Regions from separate parts of the Homo sapiens genome. Here region 1 is linked to region 2. A link is an interaction called in ENCODE POLR2A ChIA-PET data of the cell type or tissue named here. Cell type or tissue: PC-3. All regions are shown on one strand. Each heading gives the region's core, and the rest is flanking DNA. Links, peaks and the distances in the headings are about the cores only.

Evidence for each region. ChIA-PET counts read pairs that join two places held together with the same protein. Peaks named below come from ENCODE experiments on the same cell type or tissue, not always from the same donor. Only the 100,000 strongest peaks of a DNase experiment are listed, where the experiment ranks them.
Region 1: POLR2A ChIA-PET joins it to region 2 with 6 read pairs; 5 of 35 experiments call an interaction of 5 or more read pairs at or near these places.

Annotation. Positions count from the first base shown.
Region 1 is chr11:126,255,658-126,260,970 of GRCh38, reverse strand. It overlaps FAM118B (family with sequence similarity 118 member B), which reads right to left. Exons shown (of 9, transcript NM_024556.4): 7 at 4,119-4,404. It also overlaps a transcript of SRPRA not described here. Among named protein-coding and RNA genes, the nearest start is that of SRPRA, 11 kb to the left of the region's middle. In PC-3, for the core only: no CTCF peak of the experiment used is centred there; no DNase peak of the experiment used is centred there.
Region 2 is chr11:126,338,968-126,344,343 of GRCh38, reverse strand. DCPS (decapping enzyme, scavenger) reads right to left here. Exons shown (of 6, transcript NM_014026.6): 5 at 927-1,037. It overlaps GSEC (G-quadruplex forming sequence containing lncRNA), which reads left to right. Exons shown (of 2, transcript NR_033839.1): 2 at 2,022-2,628. Among named protein-coding and RNA genes, the nearest start is that of GSEC, 14 kb to the left of the region's middle. RefSeq lists an enhancer at 4,107-5,306. In PC-3, for the core only: no CTCF peak of the experiment used is centred there; DNase peaks (open chromatin) are centred at 2,343 and 4,103; H3K27ac peaks cover 3,752 bases.

The DNA.
Region 1 (5,313 bases), core at 1-5,000, 83 kb after region 2:
GTTTCAAATTAAAAATTCCATTCCTCAGTCACACTGGCCACATTTCAACGGTGCACCAGCCACATGTGGCTCCTAACTATGATACTAGACAGTGAAGATTATACAGTATTTTTATGACTGCAGGAAATTCTACTGGATAACACTTGGCATAGATAATAGTTCAGAAAAAGTAAAAAGCTGAACACATGGAAGAAAATAGTCATTAGAAATATGGTCAATTACAGTATAAACAGGCATGGTACTCAAATATACAAATTGATATTACCCTCGTAGAAAACAATTTAGCAGTATTTATAAATTACTGAAATGTTCCTGATCTTTGACCTGATTACAGTGAGAACTCATCAAGGAAATTACTGGAAAAACTGAAGAGATACAGATGTTATTTTCACAACATGACTTACAAAAAACTGGCAAAAAAAATATCAGACGTTGCCTAACAGGAATAATTAGGTAAACTGTAACACCCCTACTGGAATATAAAAGTCAATTAAAATAGTGGTTATGAAGATAGGGATGTGGGAAAATGTACAATCCACTACTGAATTTTCAAAGGACCAAAAAAAAAAAAAAATCACTATATTTTGTTTACAACTATGAAAAAAAGCACAGGGAAAACTTCATCAGAAATGTGCCAAGGCCAGGTGCTGTGGCTCACACCTATAATCCCAGAACTTTGGGAAGCTGAGGTGGGAGGATTGCTTGCACTTAGGAGACTGAGAACAGCCTGGGCAACATGGCGAAACCCCATCTCTACAAAAAATACAAAAATTAGCTGGGCATTGTGGTATGTGCCTTTAGTCTCAGCTACTCGGGAGGCTGAGGTGGGAGGATCGCCTGAGCCCGGGGAGGTCAAGGCTGTGGTGAGCCATGACTGTGCCATTGTACTGCAGCCTGGGTGAAAAAGCAAGACCCTGTATCAAAAATAGTAATAATAATAAAATAAAAATAAAGCTGGCACAGTGGCTCACGCCTGTAATCCCAGCACTTTGGGAGGCTGAGGTGGGTGGATCACGAGGTCAGGAGATCGAGACCATCCTGGCTAACACAGTGAAACGCTGTATCTACTAAAAATACAAAAAATTAGCCGGGTGTGGTGGCGGGCGCCTTTAGTCCCAGCTACTCGGGAGACTGAGGCAGGAGAATGGCGTGAACCCAGGAGGCAGAGCTTGCAGTGAGCTGAGATTGCGCCACTGCACTCTAGCCTGGGTGACAGAGAGAAACTCCATCTCAAATCAATAAATAGGCCCGGGCATGGTGGCTCACGCCTGTAATCCCAGCACTTTGGGAGGCCAGGGCGGGTGGATCATGAGGTCAGGAGACCGAGACCATCCTGGCCAACATGGTGAAACCCCATCTCTACTAAAAATACAAAAAATTAGCCGGGCATGGTGGTGGGCGCCTATAGTTCCAGCCACTCAGGAGGCTGAGGCAGGAGAATCACTTGAACCCAGGAGGCGGGGGTTGCAGTGAGCCGAGATTGTGCCACTGCACTCCAGCCTGGCGTCAGAGCGAGACTCCATCTCAAAAAAAAAAAAAAAAAAAGTACCACAACGACTGCTTGTATGGTAATGGATTATAAGAATTATTTTTCTTTTTCCCACTGCTTGATTTTTCCAAAATATGTGTAACTACATACTATAGAATCCTTTGAAGACAATTAATTTCCACTATGCAAAAGTGAGTATACAGCACAATGCCAGGCACATAGCAAAGGTTCAGTGTTAAAAAACAAAATAACAGCAAAAGACCTGTAACCTCTCATTAGTCTATATCTACAGAGACTCAAAACATTATGCAAGGGTGAAAGATAAGGTTGACTCGTTTCAAAATGAAATGATGTTTTAACCTGAAACTGCTCTACTACATTTCACATGACAAACTCAGCTGACCATTCCCATAAAGCACTCTGGCCATACTGAAAATCCTTGATTTTGTTTAAAGATACAGAACACCTTAATGATGGGTAACTTCGGGGAAAGCTACTCTGGTAGGAAGCCTACACAGCTAATAAAAGAATTTGTGCCATTCCACAATAGCAGTTAAGGTTCCTTAGAGCAATCTTAGTGCACTAAGGAACCTTACTGCTTCTTTGTTATGTAATGCAACAGTCTAAAGACATATTTATTTTTTGCTAAGATTTAGTGCAACAGAAACAGTTATGCAGACGGATTTTGCTGTTTTAAACTTTAGCATCTTTCCTCAGCATATAGATCAAAAGAAATATGTAGAACTTGGATATGTATGTCTTGTTAATGAAAACAACATGTGCAACAGAAAAGCCTTCTCAAAGTCTCAAGTGTGGGCAAACAACAGCAGGAGAGTCTAGAACACTGCAGGACACCAGAAAAACTCATTTCCAACAAAGAATAGTAAATAGTTTTCACAAATGAGACTTGTTCATGTGGTGATGGCTTTTAAAAGTCTGGTTCCATCAAAGCATAGCCATGGAAGAAGCTGTGTAATTTTTCATTACAGGAGAATTCTACTTGAAGCCATCTGATTCAGTTAAGAAATCTGGGGATGATTTGATTTAGGAAAACTGCTTTATGTTTATTAAATTACCTGTATGTTATTTATTTTAGAAACAGCGTCTTGCTTTATTGCTCAGACTGTAGGGCAGTGATGCAATCATAGCTCACTGCAGACTCCAACTCCTGGGCTCAAGTGATCCTCCTGCCTCAACCTCCCAAGCAGCTGGACTACAGGTGTGTGCCACCACACCTGGCTAATTTTTTGCAGAGACAGGTTCTCACTATGTTGCTCACACTCATCTTGAACTCCTGGCCTCAAGTGATCCTCCCACCTGGGCCTCCCACAGTGTTGGGATTACAGGACAAATTACCTGTACTTTTGCCCTCCTAAGATGCATTCAGGTTGACAATGAAAATACTTACATAAGTTTTCAGGAAATATTCTGTGCACAACAGCCAAGTTTTTTTGGAATTAGATGGATGAGTCACACTAGCCATACTCTGGAGCCTGGCAATGTGAGGTTTTGAAAAAGCATTCTTCAGTTTAGCTGATACCAAAAATGTTTGTGTTTTGTGCGGTTACTGGGAATTTGCCTGCAGCCACTAATCAGCTGAATCTTTAATCACCATTTTGCTCTTTATTGTTAGAATGTGGAGGTAAAATATCAAGTGTATGATACCCCTATCCTCTGACTTGAATATCACCATTATCCGTTTCCAAATAGCATTTCTAAAAGTAAGTTTTCTGTTTGTAAATATAATACATAATCATCATAGAAAATGCCAATACAGAAACCAAAAAATCAACACTTTAAATCCTACTAAAGATAGCCACTTAATTTAGTAAACATTCCAGATACATTTCTACACGCACCAAAAAAAAAAAAAAAATGTACAATTCTATATGAATATAGCTGACCATGGTATTTACAACCTGCTTTTTCTTCCTTTACTCATATGTCTCTAACTTTTTTTTTTATGGCAATGAAAACACTTTCCCTTCTATGGTTTCATTGTATTTCATCAATTAAATAAATATTGGCATATCTGTAGAATCTCCACCAATTTTAGGATCCTTCCAATTTTTTGCCACTACATTCAATGGAAATTACATTCCCACGCATGCATCTTTGTACAATTGTGTGATTGTGCAATCATCCAATTATCTCCTTATGAGAAACTTCTAGGATAAATTGTTTTGATGGGATTTCTAGGTCAAAGATTTGAAAATTTTTGTTACATCTTCTAATTTATGGTCATAAAAGTTGTACTAACTTTACCTTTCCACAAATACTCCATGAATAAATTTATTTTCTCACAGCCTTAGCCAAAATTGGGTGATCTTTCTTCGCTATTTTGTAATCTAAATTCAAACTGCATTTCATTGATAACTAGTGAGGCTGAACATCTGTTTTCTTCATTCTTCCTATGTCTATATTGAACTGCTCAAGTATTCCTTTTTGTCTGTCTTCCCATAATCCAAGTGGCACTTTAGTCTAACCTGAAGACTGTGGCCTCCTTTACAATTTGGTCAGTCATTACATTCCTCATCTTGGCAACTATTTTGCCCATCACATCACAAATACACAAAAGGCTGAAGAGCTGTTGTTCTCTGATTCCCCTCAGCTTCAAAATGCATCTTACCTGATGTACCCCTTGTGGAGATCTCACATGTCAGTCGCTTGAAATATTCTGGAAGATCGGCATAGTCATCTCCATAGGAGATGACTTTAATCCCCTTGTCCAGCATGTTTTCTCGAAGCTTTTTGAACTCATCTACGTCTCCTCTCCGAACCAGCATGAAATGTTCTAGGTCAGATTTATGCTTGACAGCCTCCAAGAAAAGGGCCTGGAAAGTGGTGTCATCCACAGTCCAGCCACAGCCCAGGAAAAGAAATGACTTGTTTTCGTAGAGTTTCTGAATTTCTCTCTGGAAGGAAAAGATACAACATATTGACATTGTGAAGACACACTCAAGGCAAGTCTGAAACAAGAAGGTCATGCTACGTTGAGCAGACTGTGATGACCAATTAAGCAAGACTTAAGTGGGTTGGTATGTCCCATCAAGGAGTGTGATCTCTTGCTTATTGCTGTAACTTGATGATTGGTCTAAAATTTTATCTTTACCTGCCATTCTTCTGTAGGCTCTCTAATCAGCGTTTCATAGAGCTGGTGTCAGTGTACTGGTGCAGTAGTTTACTTCTTTATTTTTTATGCTTTATATATTTTTTGAGACGGAGTCTCACTCTTTCACCTGGGCTAGAGTGTAGTGGTGTGACCTCGGCTTACTGCAACCTCCACCACCCTGGTTCAAGTGACTCTCATGCCTCAGCCTCCCGAGTATATTACAAGTGTGCACCACCACACCCAGCTAATTTTTGAATGTTTAGTAGAGACGGGGTTTTGCCATGTTGGCCAGGCTGGTCTGGTACTCCCGACCTCGAGTGATCCACCCACCTTGGCCTCCCAAAGTGCTGGGATTACAGGCGTGAGCCACTGCACTTGGCCAGTAGTTTACTTTTTTATTTTTATTTTATTTTTGAGACAGAGTCTTGCTCTGCCACCTAGGCTGGAGTGCAGTGGCATGGTCTTGGCTCACTGCAACCTCCTCTGCCTCCCAGGTTCAAGCGATTCTCCTGCCTCAGACTCCCAAGTAGCTGGCATTACAGGCACCTGCCAGCACGCCCAGCTAATTTTCCTATTTTTAGTAGAGACAGGGTTTCACCATGTTGGCCAGGCTGGTCTGGAACTCCTGACCTCATGTGATCTGCCTGCCTCAGCCTCCCAAAGTGTTGGGATTACAGGCGTACTTTTTTAGATTTATGTGCCCAGAGGTCAT
Region 2 (5,376 bases), core at 138-5,137:
GAACAAGTCACCCCACAAAGATAAAGGCAGCCAAGGGGTGGTGCCGTGGGTGAGCAGGAGGGAAGATAGATCGGGGCCCAGCAGCAGGGGAAGCTGGGTATGGGCAGAGCCTTGCCTCCAGGTCTGCATTAACACCTCGAAGCATCACTGGTCAAAAAGGGGCAAACCTCTCTCCTGGCTGGGCATCGTTGTGACTGCTAGCTCTGGCGTGTTAGGCAGAGCATCACATTTCAGAGTGGAAAAAAGACTCAGACCCAGCCCCTTAGGATGGTGGATTTAGAAGGGATCCATCTAGATAATGTGGTTTAGGGAGGTGAAGTGACCTGCCCCAGGCCACTCAGCTGGTTAGGGTCCAAATGTCAGGCCAGGACCACACCCAAGATTCTAGACACTCTTCCCCCATCTCCCCGTGCTCCTGGGCTCTGTTTAGAGCCCCGATAATTTCATTCAATTCAACAAATATCCCAGAGAGAAAGTATCCCAGAACACCAGGTGCTACAGAATTCAGCCTGTCTTCAATCTAGACAAGGAGACACACGTGTACACACATATCGAAGTCATGTGCCCATACTCCCAAGAAACTCTGGCATGATGTGGTTGTCATGGTTGTCATGAGAGAGACAGGTGATCCTGGAGTAGGAGGGGCCAGGACTTAAGGACCAGAGTCTATGGGGTGAGGGGTGGAAGTGCATCCCAGATGGAGAAAGGCCGAGGAAGGCGTGTGAGGGTGAGGAAAGGTGGCAGGACCAGGGACAAAGAGCCCTGCTCTTCAACCTCAAGAGCCTAATGGGGTCCCCAAGACTGGCATCCAGAGAGAAGTCTCTCCAAGATGGACTCTGGGAAAGGTGAGGAAAGGGGCCCAGGAACACACTGGAATCTGAGTCTAATTTCTCTGAGCTTCCACGTGGTTTGGTGAAGCCACTCACCTGCCCCTGGTGGAGGATGTTCCTGAGCAGCGGCAAGTGCTCCGGAGTAAGGTCGCGTAGGGATCTGATGCCCCGGCGATGGCAGATGGCGATCAAGTACAAGTCATCGAGCTGCGTAGAGAGCAAGGGGAGACCAGGCTCAGCAGGGAACAGACCTGGGGAGGCTGCCAACCCTGGAGTTCTCACGTAAGCCAGGAAGCACCCACCCCTGAGGCCTACAGCACCAGGAGAAACCCCGCAGGGCATCTGCATACCCCGGGCGTGTGGGATGGTCTTAAGGAGCAGGCCTACTGTGTACGCTTCTTGCTAGAGAATACCATGTGAGAGTCCTTTTTTTTTTTTTTTTTTTTGACAGAGTCTCGCTCTGTCGCCCAGGCTGGAGTGCAGTGGCGCAATCTTGGCTCACTGCAACCTCCGCCTCCTGGGTTCAAGCGATTCTTCTGCCTCAGCCTCCCAAGTAGCTGGGACTACAGGTGCGTGCCACCATGCTCTTTATATTTTTAGTAGAGATGGGGTTTCACCATATTGGCCAGGCTGGTCTCAAACTCCTGACTTCATGATCCGCCTGCCTCGGCCTCCCAAAGTGCTGGGATTACAGGCGTGAGCCACCGCGCCCAGCAGAGAGTTCTATATGCTCACTCCCCAGAGCTGTCGGGGCAGGGAGCCAGGAGGTTCAAGAAAGAGCAAGGGCAACTCTCTCCCTCCGAGAGTTTACAGTCTTATCGCATGTATGCAAGTAGCTCTACTGTAAGACACAAAATAATCCCAGTGCAGGAGGAAGGAAAGACTCTAGCTACCTGGATGAACCCAGGAAGGCCTCCTGGAAGAGAAGGCAGAGGATCAGGTCTAGAAAAAAGGTAGAATTTGGAGAAAGGGTATTCAGGTAGAGGAAACAGAGCAAAGACTCGGAGGCAAGAATGTATAGGGCATAGAATGTATACGGAAGGGGAGAGGAAGCAACTTGATTTGTTTGGAGTCAAGGCCCATGAAGGGGTGGAGTGGGGTCTGAAGGCTGAGAAGGGAGCCAAGGGCCAGCTCAGCAGCACACACAACACCAGGGCAGTTAGCTTGTTTCTCTCTTCCCCTATCGCACAGGATACCTTCCTGCTGTCCTTCCTGAGCACAACCTGGCTGAAAACCTGGAGGTCACAACAGTACAAAGAATCAAAGTCAAGATCTTGTGCCAGAGAGCAAATGAACTCTTCCTCTTGCTGAGAAAACCCACCCTGCTCACCTAAACCCTGGCCTTGCCTGGTAATTCCATCCATGCGCCTGGAAGGCCCCAGACATCAAGGCTCTGAGGGGCCAGGCACGGGGAGAACCCAGCAGTGCCCTGCCCTGCAGTCTGAGCTACCAGATTCCTTGTGAAGATAATTTGAGGACCATGACTCACCCAACCACATTTCCTGGGGCCTCAAATTGAAAATTCAGGATGGGCTTTTCTATATGACTGGCTGATATCCAACTATGCCATGGTCTTTACATGCCATGAACATTCTTTCCTGCCAGAGTTCTAAGAATCTGTGTTCTCTGCCTTAGACCTTCTGCAGATGAGCCCACAGGAAGCTCCACGTGTAGCTGAGCTACATGCACCAGGCCTCAGTTTGCCCCAAGTCCCCTGTGTACTCTCTCATGGCCTGTGGCCAAGAAATGTATTCTCTCACTTTGGACTTAGGAGTCCAAAGAGAAGCCCAGAAACAAAATTGCTTGAACTTGAATTTGTGTGCGTGCGCACGTGTGCACGTGGTGGTGAAGGTGTATGTTTTCGGCTGTTCTATGCGTCACTGTCACCAAACTCCCAAATAATAGTAACATTTGTTTAGATGATGTCTGCTGACAAATCACAAACACGACGCTAACTCGCAACTCTCTGCTCCACTGGCACAGAATAGGGCATGGAGCCTGGTGCTGGGTGTCAGCCCATGGTGTTGGGTGTCAGTTCACAGGCTGGGTAAGGGAGGGAAAATAATCCATTCTTTGATATTAGACATGACCCAAAATTTCCTGCTGGCAGCCAAAGGCCTCCTCGCTCAGAGAAGTCATCTGAAAAAAGCTAGCCCAGGGGCAGGAAAGGGCCTCAGGCTGGCGCCCCAGAAGGTGGCCCATCAGTCACTCTGGGAAGACAGATAGACATCGTCAGTCTCTTTTTACAAGTCAAGACAGTAAAATCAAAGTAATAGTTTCCTGGCAGGAAGAAAGAGAATTGCTGGAGCGTTGGAGAGCCATCTCTTAACCTCTGGGGTGACTCAAAGGAAGAGTTGCCTGGTCTGAGAACTTTAGACCAAAGAATTTAAATCATGTGAACTGAAAATGCATGTGTATCCATATATACATGTACATATATGTTTATATACCCAATATAGAAAGGTTACCAGAGACAAAGAAATAGCAACAATAGTTGTTTTGGGGAAGGGAAAGGAAGGGCTGTGGGGTGAGGAAGCATACTTTCACTGAATATCCTCTGTACTGTGTGCATTTTTGCCACATGCATGAACTAAACCTACAAGAAAATAAACAAATAAAAAAAAAGAACACACAGGTGATCCTTTAAGAGAACAGAAGAAGGGATGTTATAACCTCTAAGGAGGCACAGTCTCTAGCAAACAGGCACCTGATAAATACATGTTGAATGGATGAAAAAATGGATTATCTCTTTAATTCAGGGGCATCAGTTTGGAGACAGTAACTTCCAGGACCAGTGGCAGGAGGAGATTCAAGGTGGCTAGGAAAGCTCCTCAAAGCAAACACCAGGGTGCCTCCCTATCCCCAGCCCTTCCCTGTCCCAAAGACAAAGGATAGAAGCCCAGGCATGGCCTATCTTCCTGCTGGATACATTGCCTAATTCAAAGAGAGCTACCAATTCAGTGCTGTCACAAGTCAAAGATTTGAGACGCTAAAATACAGCATCATCAAAAGTCAAGTAAGAATTAAGGTCGGGCGCGGTGGCTCACGCCTGTAGTCCCAGCTACTTGGGTTGCTGAGGCACGAGAATTGCTTGAATCCAGGAGGTGGAGGTTGCAGTGAGCTGAGATCACACCACTACACTCCAGCCTGGGCAACAGAGTGAGACTCTGTCTCAAAAAAAAAAAAAGAATTAAGCAAATGTTAAGAAGGACCACACCTGCATCGCTATGAAGCAAAGTGTGACGTTTAAGCTGGCCCTTTCATGACCCTTGAGGACAAGTAATTCCAGCCCTGTGGCTGGCAGCCAGAGTGCAGCTCCTAAAGTCTTTCCTGTCTTAAAGGGGACAGAAAAAGGGAGGTTCCACTGGCAGCTGAAGCAGAGCCTGGAGGCACTGGGGTCAGAAGGACGGCAGATTTCTCTTCTCTGCCGTGGGCTCAAATGCATTCAGGGCTTCTGGAATACAGACGGACAAGTCTATTGTTGTCCCTCCATGACCTTAAGACTGCGATCCCCTGGCAAGCTCTTCAGTCTTCAAGAGTCTGGTGCGGCAGAAGGTCCTCCTCCTACCCCACACCTCTATGGCCCTGCTGGGATTCTCATTAACGGTGGGCCCCGCCTCCTGTGACCCAGGCTCTGACCCCGGATCTCTAGGTGCAGGGCAGCCCCACAAGACAGATGGGGGTTTGCAGAGCCACCACTCAGTTTGAGACAAGGGACCATCAGGTCCTACCTCTTCAAATGCCTACAGAGCCAGTCCTGGCTCCCTCCTTCAAGGCCTGAAGGTGGCACAGGCAGAGAGAAGCTGCAGGGAAGGGCAGAGTGGATGCAGGCGTCCCCTTAGCCTCTCACTGCAGCGCCCCACACAAGGAGAGCCCTCTTCTTTGAACTTACTTGGCTCTAGGGAATCATCGATCAATGCTGCAACTTCGGAAAATCCCTTCAAATTCTTTCCCACCCCTTGGGTCACATTTGGGAATTCCCACAAGCCTCTTGTCAAGAGACGAATTATGCTCACTTGCCTGTGTAACCCTGAGCCACAATCCCACCCCTTTACCCCACGTCAAAACTGAAGGTGTCATAGGCAGCCACAACTGGGAAAGCACAGGGAGCGAGCCCGCGGAGGGGCAGACGAGGCTCACTCCAAGGCACCTTCTCTACAAGAGTCTCTCCAGCCTTTGACGGGTGCAGAAACTAGACGGGCCCACCGAAAGCAGAACGGCACATCTGAGCCTGGATTACTCCACAGGTGAAAGTGCAGGAGAGAATATGTCTGTCTGCTCCCAGCACCCATGCCTGCCTGCCTACCTCGGCCTTATCCAGGCCCTTCTTCTGTTGCAGGCTGAGCACAGCCAGGTTCCAGTCTGTGTTAAGAACAGCACTCTCTGCAACACAGTGGCTCTGCCTGTTTCTGACCCTGTCAGGGTATAAAAGCTTCTGATACTCTCAGGTATAAAAGAGGTGGTGGTAAGTGATAACTCTGGTGGTGGGCTGGTCTGGGAGAGACAGAAGACCATAGGGAACTGGAAAGGGATACCTGTGAGGGAG